Linked DNA regions of Homo sapiens: region 1 is linked to region 2. A link is a contact called in ENCODE Hi-C or POLR2A ChIA-PET data. All regions are on one chromosome and are shown on one strand. Each heading gives the region's core, a stretch centred on a gene start or an enhancer-like site at or near the end of the contact. The rest is flanking DNA. Distances are from core to core; before and after follow the strand shown. Region 1 holds the start of ZSCAN10 (zinc finger and SCAN domain containing 10). Region 2 holds the start of JMJD8 (jumonji domain containing 8).

What was found. A loop is a pair of places that touch in the nucleus more often than their neighbours do. ChIA-PET counts read pairs that join two places held with the same protein, here RNA polymerase II (POLR2A). Pooled maps may share reads with other maps.
Region 1: a pooled map shows a loop between it and region 2 (2.5-fold over the local background). The contact joins the promoter of ZSCAN10 here to the promoter of JMJD8 in region 2. A Hi-C loop is called at or near these places in 1 of 168 maps with a recorded cell type or tissue (CD8-positive, alpha-beta T cell) and 1 of 50 pooled maps. POLR2A ChIA-PET finds 5 or more read pairs at or near these places in 1 of 52 experiments (PC-9).

What each region holds. Positions count from the first base shown.
Region 1 is chr16:3,094,543-3,101,470 of GRCh38, reverse strand. ZSCAN10 (zinc finger and SCAN domain containing 10) reads left to right here and starts at 2,177. Exons shown (of 6, transcript NM_032805.3): 1 at 2,177-2,281. RefSeq lists enhancers at 1-120, 1,375-1,424 and silencers at 1,155-1,214, 6,730-6,799.
Region 2 is chr16:682,932-685,583 of GRCh38, reverse strand. It overlaps JMJD8 (jumonji domain containing 8), which reads left to right and starts at 1,250. Exons shown (of 9, transcript NM_001005920.4): 1 at 1,250-1,350; 2 at 1,429-1,518; 3 at 1,675-1,723; 4 at 1,803-1,899; 5 at 1,986-2,054; 6 at 2,143-2,262; 7 at 2,350-2,417; 8 at 2,497-2,631. The coding sequence starts at 1,265. It overlaps WDR24 (WD repeat domain 24), which reads left to right. Exons shown (of 9, transcript NM_032259.4): 7 at 1-327; 8 at 408-592; 9 at 682-962. The coding sequence ends at 850. RefSeq lists an enhancer at 821-870 and a silencer at 1,271-1,580.

The DNA.
Region 1 (6,928 bases), core at 928-3,427, 2.4 Mb before region 2:
TGCTTTTGCAAACCTTCTCTTCTACAACCCTCTCCTGCAATACATCTGGGAGGTGGGATCATCGTTCACACATTACAGAGGAGGCAGTGATGGTTTTCAAATGAAAAGTGACTTCGCCAAGGACACATGCAGCTGGGCTGTGGAGGGCCTAGTCTGTCTCCTTTTTCCATCCCTCGTTTATTTCCAGAGCTGTTCCTACACCTGAAAAGCGCCACTCCCCCTGCACACCCTGGCAGACAACCGGATTCGATGGCCCTGGCAGCCCGAACGCCAACAAACACCCAGTGTCTTTCTGAAGCGACCATAAGCCATTCGAGGAAACACGCACGGGGTCCTGCTTGTCCTGGCCTTGTCCCCAATGCCCAGGGCAGTGAGAGCAGCTCTACACGGAGGCCAGTCCCTGAGGCTTCCTCGGTGGCCTCAGACCTCGGAGTACACACGTGCAGTCCTTACCTCCCAAAGATAAACCTAACCTCTCACTCTGCTCTTCACCTACTTCAGACTGCTGTCCCATATATGGTCACCAGAGACATATGAGAACCACTAGAGATAGCCCCAAACTGAAAACTGCCCACGGGCTACCCATAGCAGAATGAATAACTGATGTAATGAGGAAAATCATTCAGCAACGAGAGGGAAAGAACGCTCGATGGCATGGAGTCCCAGCTGTAGTCCCAGCTCCTTGGTAGACCGAGATGGGAGGATCACTTTAACCCAGGAGTTTGAGTCCAGCCTGGGAGATATGGCAAGACCTTGTCTCTAATAAAATAAAATAAGTGGAATTGGGAAAATTACAATTTTAAAAGAAACAAAAATTTTTAGTAGAGATGGGGTTTCACCATGTTGTCCAGGCTAGTCTTGAACTCCTGACCTCAGGTGATTAAAGAGGCTGAGTGCGGTGGCTCATGCCTGTAATCCCAGCACTTTGGGAGGCCAAGGCAGGTGGATCACCTGAGTTCAGGAGTTCAAGACTAGCCTGGCCAAAATGATGAAACCCCATCTCTACAAAAAAAAAAAAAAAAAAAAAAATGAACCGGGCATGATGAGACAGGCCCCACGCCTCTCGCTTCCGAGACTGTAATGGCTGCCTGGTCCCGCCAAGGCCACACCCGCTCCGGCGCTACAGCACCCCGCCCCGCCCCGGACACGCCCCCTCCGTCCCTACAGAACCCCGCCCCGCCCCTTGGCCTTCAGGCCCACTTCCCTGGGGGCGGGGTTTTCTGGCCCCGCCCCTGAACAAACTATGGAGTGGGAGGAGCCCGCGACTGGGAGAGCGAGGCGCGGGACGCGGGGAATGCAGAGCAGACCAAGGAGAAAGACCGTCGTACGAAGGGAGCACTAGACAACTGAAGTAGGAACAGGATGAGCTCAGGTGTTAAGTGCAGGAAAACAAAGACCCGTCAGATGAGCCAGTCAGGAGGGTCCTGGCCCCAACGGACCGAGGGGTCTAGGCCGGGGGAACGGCCAACACCTGAGAGGTGGTCCTGGCTCCCCGGGGGCTCAGAACGCTCAGGAAGGCACCAGCTGCAGCCAAGGGCACAACCCAAGAAGGCACCTTAAGCACAGGGATGGAATTAGTTTGGGGCCAAACGCTGTTGGTTAGGTCACTTCCCTCCCGGGGAGCCCTTGCTTCGTCATCGGTAAAGTTGGGACAAAAGCCACCTGGCAGGACTTGGGAGGACTTTAGGTGACCGTGTAGATGGAGCAAACTCTGCCCCATCACATCCTCCTCTTCCATTTTTTCCTAGCACCGTCGCTGCTCCTTTGCCCTAGAATGTAAGCCCCTGAGAGCAGGGCCTCATTCCTTCAGTTTCTCTCTGTGTCCTTAGCCCCTGCTTTGTAACAGTGCCTGGCACACAGGAGGCCATTGCAAAGAGTAGTCACGTGAATGAAAAGCCTAGCAAAGAAGCCAGCACACTGTGGGCATTTAAAAATGGCAGCTCTTAGCCCAAAGGAAAGACGGGCAGACCTGCAAGGGGCACCAGGCCAGTCTTGATTTGGGAGGTGGTTACACTCTCACACAGGCTGGGATTGAAATCTGGATTTCTCACTTTGTCTTCATGTCACTGGCCCCGCCCTCTTCCCATCCCGCTCCCAAACTGGGAGCTTAAGGGTTAACTCTAGGAAGCCCCTCATCACCTGGATGGGATGGGACTGGGGCAAGGAACTTCCTGTTCCATTTTCCCAGAGCCCTTCCCCAGGCTGGCGGAGGCTGGCTTTGGCCCTGGAGTCCTCAGAAAACCCCCCAGCATCTCTGCCTGTGTAGTGGGGACTCCGAGTGGTGAGTTGGAGGGAGGTCGGGGTGCAGGCTGCCAGGACGGGTGCTAGGAGCTCGCAGCAGCTTGGAGAGAGCAGGGGAGGCTCCAGGCCTTGGTGCTGGGGTGGGGGCTGGAAGAGTCTTGGGAGGATGTAGAGGGTCTGCTGGGGAGCCTCGTGCCAGCCAGCTTGGTGGACCTGTCGCGATGGGGGCGTTGGGGACGAGGGAGATCGCAGAACTTCCTGTGACATTGAAGAAGGCTGGCTTCACGTGCTCCCAGGTGGACTGATGGGCCTTGTCCACTCAGCCCAGCACGCGGAGGGAGGCCCCTCCAACAAACAACAAATCAGGCAGCTGCCAACTGTGTCCAGGGAGAAAGGGAGTGTTCCCGGCTGAGGACCCCACCTTTGCCGCCTTCCCCAACTCTGGGCTCTCAGGTGACCTGGGTGGGTCTCGTGGCAGCACCTCCACCCCGGGCTCCAAATTAAGCTGCTCAAATGTTGGATGGTGGCTGTAGAGCCTCTGCCTGCCTCCCTACCCAGCCCACCCCCAACAGAGGTGCATATTAACAGAGCTTTTGTCCTGGAGATCTGGGGGGAGGGAGAGATTCTCTGAAGCCAACTTGTCTCGAATTCCACCTCTTTGAAACCTTTTGGAGAGATCTCACCTGGAGATTCCGGCCTCCCTGTGTGGCTTGCCCTGAGAGCTGAAATTTGGAATCTTCATTTTTTTTCTGTTTCATGCTGTGATATTTCGGCTAAGGCTAGGAAAATGGCACAGAGCAGGATGGAGATCAGTTCCTTTTCTGTTTCAGAGCTTTGGCACTGTGTTCTAGACCTACACTCTCAGCCTAAAGCAAACCTTGGCTCCACCTGGTGTGACCCTGAGCATGTCACCAAGTGCAAAGCTTGGTCTTTGCACTTGGCAAAGGGAGAAGTGATTGTTTCGTGCGTGGGCTGGACTGGGATGAAATGAGCTTAATCGCCAGACACTCAGTACCTGCCCGCTGCTCCTGCACGGCAATGGATGAGCAGTGATTAGTTTTCTTGTTATTTTGTGCATGCTACTAAAAACCAGTGAAACGTAATCCCATTTTCTTCCCCCTCCCCCACTCTTTTTTTTTCTTTTCTTTTCTTTTCTTTCTTTCTTTCTTTTTTTTTTTTTTTTTTTTGAGACAGGGTCTTCGCCTTTTATCCAGGCTGGTGTGCAGTGGCGCGAACATGGCTCACTGCAGCTTTGACCCCCCAGGTTCAAGCAATCCTTCTGCCTTGGCCACCCAAAATGCTGGGATTATAAGCATGAGCCACCGCATCCGGCCTCACAACACCATTTTTCTGATCATTTATCACAGACTTTTTCTGTCCTAGACGTTGTTACATGCTTTCCTTCGAGATGGCCAGAATCACTGCCATTCCCTAATTTCTGCTAACAGACACTGAAGCAACTTCAAGTGCTGGATGAACACTCATTGAACTAGACACAGCTCCTACTCCCAGGCCAGGCAGAGAAATACGCTCATCTGTGATTGAGGCACTCCATCGCCCTAGTGGGGAGAGATGGGGTGGGAGGATGGGGGCTGCCTGGAGTGGATGCCAGAGGGCAGGAAAGCGTAGTTCCGGCTCGGGGGTGGTTACACTCTCACACATGCAGGGGTTGAAATCTGGATTTCTCACTTTGTCTTCGCTTATCTGGCCCCACCCTGTCCCCATCCACCTCCCAAACTGGGAGCTTGAGGGTTAACGCTAGGAAGCCCCTCAACACCTGGATGGGATGGGACTGGGGCAGGGAACTTCCCGTTCCATTTTGTCAGAGTCCTTCCCCAGGTGGCTGAGGTTGGGAGATGCAGGGGAGCCGGGGTAGGGGTGAGGGGCTTGGAAGATACTGTGTGTTGCAGGGAGGTTGGGAGAGATGGGTCATGTTCTAGAATCACCTCCCCTCCTTCTCAGCGGCTAAGCTTAAAATCCCCCATTCTGTACCACAACACCACCCCACCTGAGGAGGTTCAGGGAACCCTCAGGCTCATATTAAGGGGGTACAGCAAACTGTCCAAGGCTCTCAACTAGGCCATCGTTACCAGGGAGAGGCTGCCCAAGGCTGAGTTACTTTTTTTTTTTTTTGAGACAGATTCTCATTCTGTTGCCCAAGCTGGAGTGTAGTGATGCAATCTCAGCTCACTGCAACCTCTGCCTCCTGGGTTCAAGAGATTCTCCTGCCTCAGTCTCCCGAACAGCTGGGACCACAGATGCATGCCACCATGCCCGGATAATTTTTTTTTTTTTTTTTTTGAGGCAGAGTCTAATTCTGTCGCCCAGGCTGGAGTGCAGTGGCACGATCTCGTCTCACTGCAACCTCCGCCTCCCAGGTTCAAGCAATTCTCCTCTCTCAGCCTCCTGAGTAGCTGGGACTACAGGCGCATGCCATCACGTCCGGCTAATTTTTGTAATTTTAGTAGAGACAAGGGTTTCACCATATTGATCAGGCTGGTCTCGAACTCCTGACCTCAGGTGATCCATCCACCTCGGCCACCCACACTGCTGGGATTACAGGCCTGAGCCACTGCACTCGGCCACTGGGTTACCTTTTTGCTGAGCCTTAGTGTCCTCGGCTGTAGAATGGGTCAGTGATGGGCCCAACAGAACTGTGAGTCACTGTTTGCTGCGGTGCTTGGTGTTGTAATCAGCAGCAATGAGAACAGTAATAGCTCGTGCTCATGGATGCCTACTGTGTGCCAGCCACTGCATGCTGGACAGTGCCCTGTGCCATTCAGGTGAGTGGAGTGGTGCTTCAGGCTTTCTTCACATCCCCCTACCTGGGGTGCCAACTGGGAGTGGAGGGTGGGAGGCTCTAGGAGAGGTTCACTTGTAGCCCTGAGGCTAGAGAACAGGAAGGGCAGAAAGCAGAGGGCAGGAGCCTGGATTTCCATGTCTATAAAATGACCCCTGCCTGAAATAAAATGTAAAAGAGACTCAAACAAAAATATGAGCCTGCTCTGCTCTGCTCAGAAAAGCTTAAATCATCCAGCCTCAATTAGTTGAGCAGGGCTGAACTGAGTCCCCTGTGGGTGGGGCCGAAATTTCGGAGGTTCCCCATGGGTAGTACTGGGCTACCAGACCAGGAAGGGGAAGCCCCACAGCCCTAGATTGGGAGGAGGTTGGGGGAGGATGTCAGTGCCTCCTGGTGGCTATAGATGACTTATTTTATATTTTTTATTTTTTGAGACGGGCTGGCACTGTCGCCTAGGCTGGAGTGCAATGTTGCAGTCACAGCTCACTGCACTGCAGCCTCAACCTCCTGGGATCAAGCAATCTTCCCACCTCAGCCTCCCAGGTAGCTAGGACCACAGGTATACACAACCATGACTGGCTAAATTTTTTTTTTTTTTTTTTGAGATGGAGTCTGGCTCTGTCGCCCAGGCTGGAGTGCAGTGGCGCGATCTTGGCTCATTGCAAGCTCTACCTCCCTGTTTCACGCCATTCTCCTGCCTCAGCCTCCTGAGTAGCTGGGACCACAGGCACCCGCCACTGCGCCCGACTGATTTTTTTTATTTTTATTAGAGACGGGGTTTCACCGTGTTAACCAGGATGGTCTCGATCTCCTGACCTGGTGATCCACCCTCGGCCTCCCAAAGTGCTGGGATTACAGGCGTCAGCCACTCAGTGCCCCCAGCAACTGGCTAAATTTTTAATTTTTTTTTTTTTTGAGACGGAGTCTCGCTGTCGCCCAGGCTGGAGTGCAGTGGCATGATCTCGGCTCACTGCAAGCTCCGCCTCCGGGGTTCACGCCACTCTCCTGCCTCAGCCTCCCGAGTAGCTGGGACTACAGGTGCCCGCCACCACCCGTGGCTAATTTTTTGTATTTTTAGTAGAGACGGGGTTTCACCATGTTAGACAGGATGGTCTCGATCTCCTGACCTTGTGATCTGCCTGCGTCAGCCTCCCAAAGTGCTGGGATTACAGGTGTGAGCCACCACACCCTGCCCTACATTTTTAATTTTTTTAGAGACGGGGGTCGTGCCATGTTGCCCAGGGCTGGTCTTGAACTCCTGAGGCTCAAGTGATCCTCCTGCCTCAGCCTCCCAAAGTGCTGGGATAACAGGCGTGAGCCAGCCCCGCTAACCTTTCATTTTGAAAATTCGAAAACATCCAGAGAACTTGAAAGAGCAGTGAAATGAACATTCATATATGTATCTCATATATCAGGCCCCTTCTCCAAACTCTTCAGCGTCTTCTAAGAACTCAGCCATTTCCTATATATTACAAGACTAGACTTTCATCTCAGAAATGGGTAGTCATACTGTTATCATCTAGTATCCCCACCATACTCACCATTTTCCGACTGGCCCCAGGATGTCTTTTAAAGCCTTTAAGAAAAATGAATGAGGATCCAATCTAGGTTCACCCACTTAGTTGTGAGGACTCTTTGGGCTCCTGTCCACCAGCGCCTCCTACAGGCACTTACTTTTTATGACACTGAGTAACTCAGGCCAATTTCTTTGAGAGATGGTCTGACTTGTTCCATATTCCCTGCAAGGCCCTAAACATTGGAAGTTGGATCTAAAGGCCACCATTAGGTCGGGCGGGGTGGTTCATGCCTGTAATCCCAGTACTTTGGGAGACCGAAGCGGGCGGATCACCTGAGGTTAAGAGTTTGAGAGCAGCCTGGCCAACATGG
Region 2 (2,652 bases), core at 1-2,500:
TGCGTGCTGCCGCAGGAGGCCTTTCCGCTGCGCCACGAGATCGTGGACACGCCTCCCGGGCCCGAGCACCTGCAGGACAAGGCCGACTCCCCGCACGTGAGCGGCAGCGAGGCGGATGTGGCCTCCCTGGCCCCCGTGGACTCCTCCTTCTCGCTCCTGTCTGTCTCACACGCGCTCTACGACAGCCGCCTGCCGCCCGACTTCTTCGGCGTGCTGGTGCGCGACATGCTGCACTTCTACGCTGAGCAGGGCGACGTGCAGATGGCTGTGTCTGTGCTCATCGTCCTGGGTGAACGGGTGCGCAAGGACATCGACGAGCAGACCCAGGTGTGTGGTGGGCGGGGCCTCCCCCCTGCAGCGCCGCCCCTGGCACCCAGATCCTGACTGCCGGGCGCTCCCTCCCCCAGGAGCACTGGTACACTTCCTACATCGACCTGCTGCAGCGCTTCCGCCTCTGGAACGTGTCCAACGAGGTGGTCAAGCTGAGCACCAGCCGCGCCGTCAGCTGCCTCAACCAGGCCTCCACCACCCTGCACGTCAACTGCAGCCACTGCAAGCGGCCCATGAGCAGCCGGGGCTGGGTCTGCGACAGGTGGGGCAGTGGGGTCGGGAGGTGGGGCAGGGGCCTGCAGGCAGCGCAGCAGCCCCCGCTGAGGCACCCTCCCTCCCGCCCGCCCCCAGGTGCCACCGCTGCGCCAGCATGTGTGCCGTCTGCCACCACGTAGTCAAGGGTCTCTTCGTGTGGTGCCAGGGCTGCAGCCACGGCGGCCACCTGCAGCACATCATGAAGTGGCTGGAAGGCAGCTCCCACTGTCCCGCAGGCTGCGGCCACCTCTGCGAGTACTCCTGACGGGGCATCTGCTGGGCTTGCCCGGGCGGCCGCGTGCAGAACCCCGCCTGGTCTTGTGCCCGAGACGGGCGGAGGCTGGAACTTGAGACCTCAATAAAGGAAGTAGAGCCGCTGTCGGCACTGCGTGTCACCCCATAGCGCGGCGGGCTCGCCGTAGGCCCGCGGGGCAGCTGGCGGGCGGGGGCTTTCGGCGGGGTTGTCGCCATGGTAACCGGCGGCGCCCATAGTCGCTCTCGGGGCGGCCTTCCCAGTGCCTCCCGTAGAGGCCTCTTCCGGGGCGGGCCAAAGGAGGTCACTTCCGGGGTCCGTCCCGGTTCCCGGCCGTTGCCACGACGACGAAGCTGCCGGCCAATGGCTGGCGGATGGGCCCAAGGTTCCCGGCGTGCAGCGCGGCTGCCTGAGGGCGGCAGGCTCATGGCGCCGGCGTCGCGGTTGCTCGCGCTCTGGGCGCTGGCGGCTGTGGCTCTACCCGGCTCCGGGGCGGAGGGCGACGGCGGGTGGTGAGCGGCCCGGGAGGGGCCGGGCGGTGGGGTCACGTGCGGCGGGCGGGGCGCGGGCTGACCCAGCTGTGCCCGCAGGCGCCCGGGCGGGCCGGGGGCCGTGGCGGAGGAGGAGCGCTGCACGGTGGAGCGTCGGGCCGACCTCACCTACGCGGAGTTCGTGCAGCAGTACGTGCGCCCCTGATCGCGGAGGTCGCGTCCTGTTCACCGGCCCGTCTGCCCCGACCGCCCAAGGCCGCCTTCCCCTGACCTCGCGCGCACGCGTGGGGCTGGGGCGGCGAGGCTGGCGGTCCGGCCTGGCCGCGACTCTGCCCTTCTTTCCAGGTACGCCTTCGTCAGGCCCGTCATCCTGCAGGGACTCACGGACAACTCGGTGAGCGCGTGCCCGTCCGTCCCCGGCCACTCTCGCCCGTGCTGGGCCCGGCCACTAAGTCCCCTCCCCGCCCCCGCAGAGGTTCCGGGCCCTGTGCTCCCGCGACAGGTTGCTGGCTTCGTTTGGGGACAGAGTGGTCCGGCTGAGCACCGCCAACACCTACTCCTACCACAAAGGTACGCGGCCTCACCCCTGGGGCCCGCCCATTTGCCAACACCGGGGCGGCTGGACCAGACGGTCCTGACCCGTCTCTTTCCTGCAGTGGACTTGCCCTTCCAGGAGTATGTGGAGCAGCTGCTGCACCCCCAGGACCCCACCTCCCTGGGCAATGGTGAGGCAGCCCTAGGCGGCGGTAGGGGGTGGGGACGCTTGGAGTCTCCAGGTGCCAGGATCCCTGTCCCCGCCGTCTCTGTTGGCAGACACCCTGTACTTCTTCGGGGACAACAACTTCACCGAGTGGGCCTCTCTCTTTCGGCACTACTCCCCACCCCCATTTGGCCTGCTGGGAACCGCTCCAGCTTACAGCTTTGGAATCGCAGGTGGGTGCTTCTTGGGACTGGGAAGGACTGAGGCTTCTGTCGGTGAGTACAAAATGGGTTGGTCACCAGGTGCTCATAACCCCACAGGAGCTGGCTCGGGGGTGCCCTTCCACTGGCATGGACCCGGGTACTCAGAAGTGATCTACGGTCGTAAGGTCAGCACGGGGTGGGGGTTGAGGCTTGGGACTCGCTGACCAAAACGGGCAAGGGTGACACTGCTGCTCATGCCCCCAGCGCTGGTTCCTTTACCCACCTGAGAAGACGCCAGAGTTCCACCCCAACAAGACCACGCTGGCCTGGCTCCGGGACACATACCCAGCCCTGCCACCGTCTGCACGGCCCCTGGAGTGTACCATCCGGGCTGGTGAGGTCAGTGGCTGGCAGGAGAGG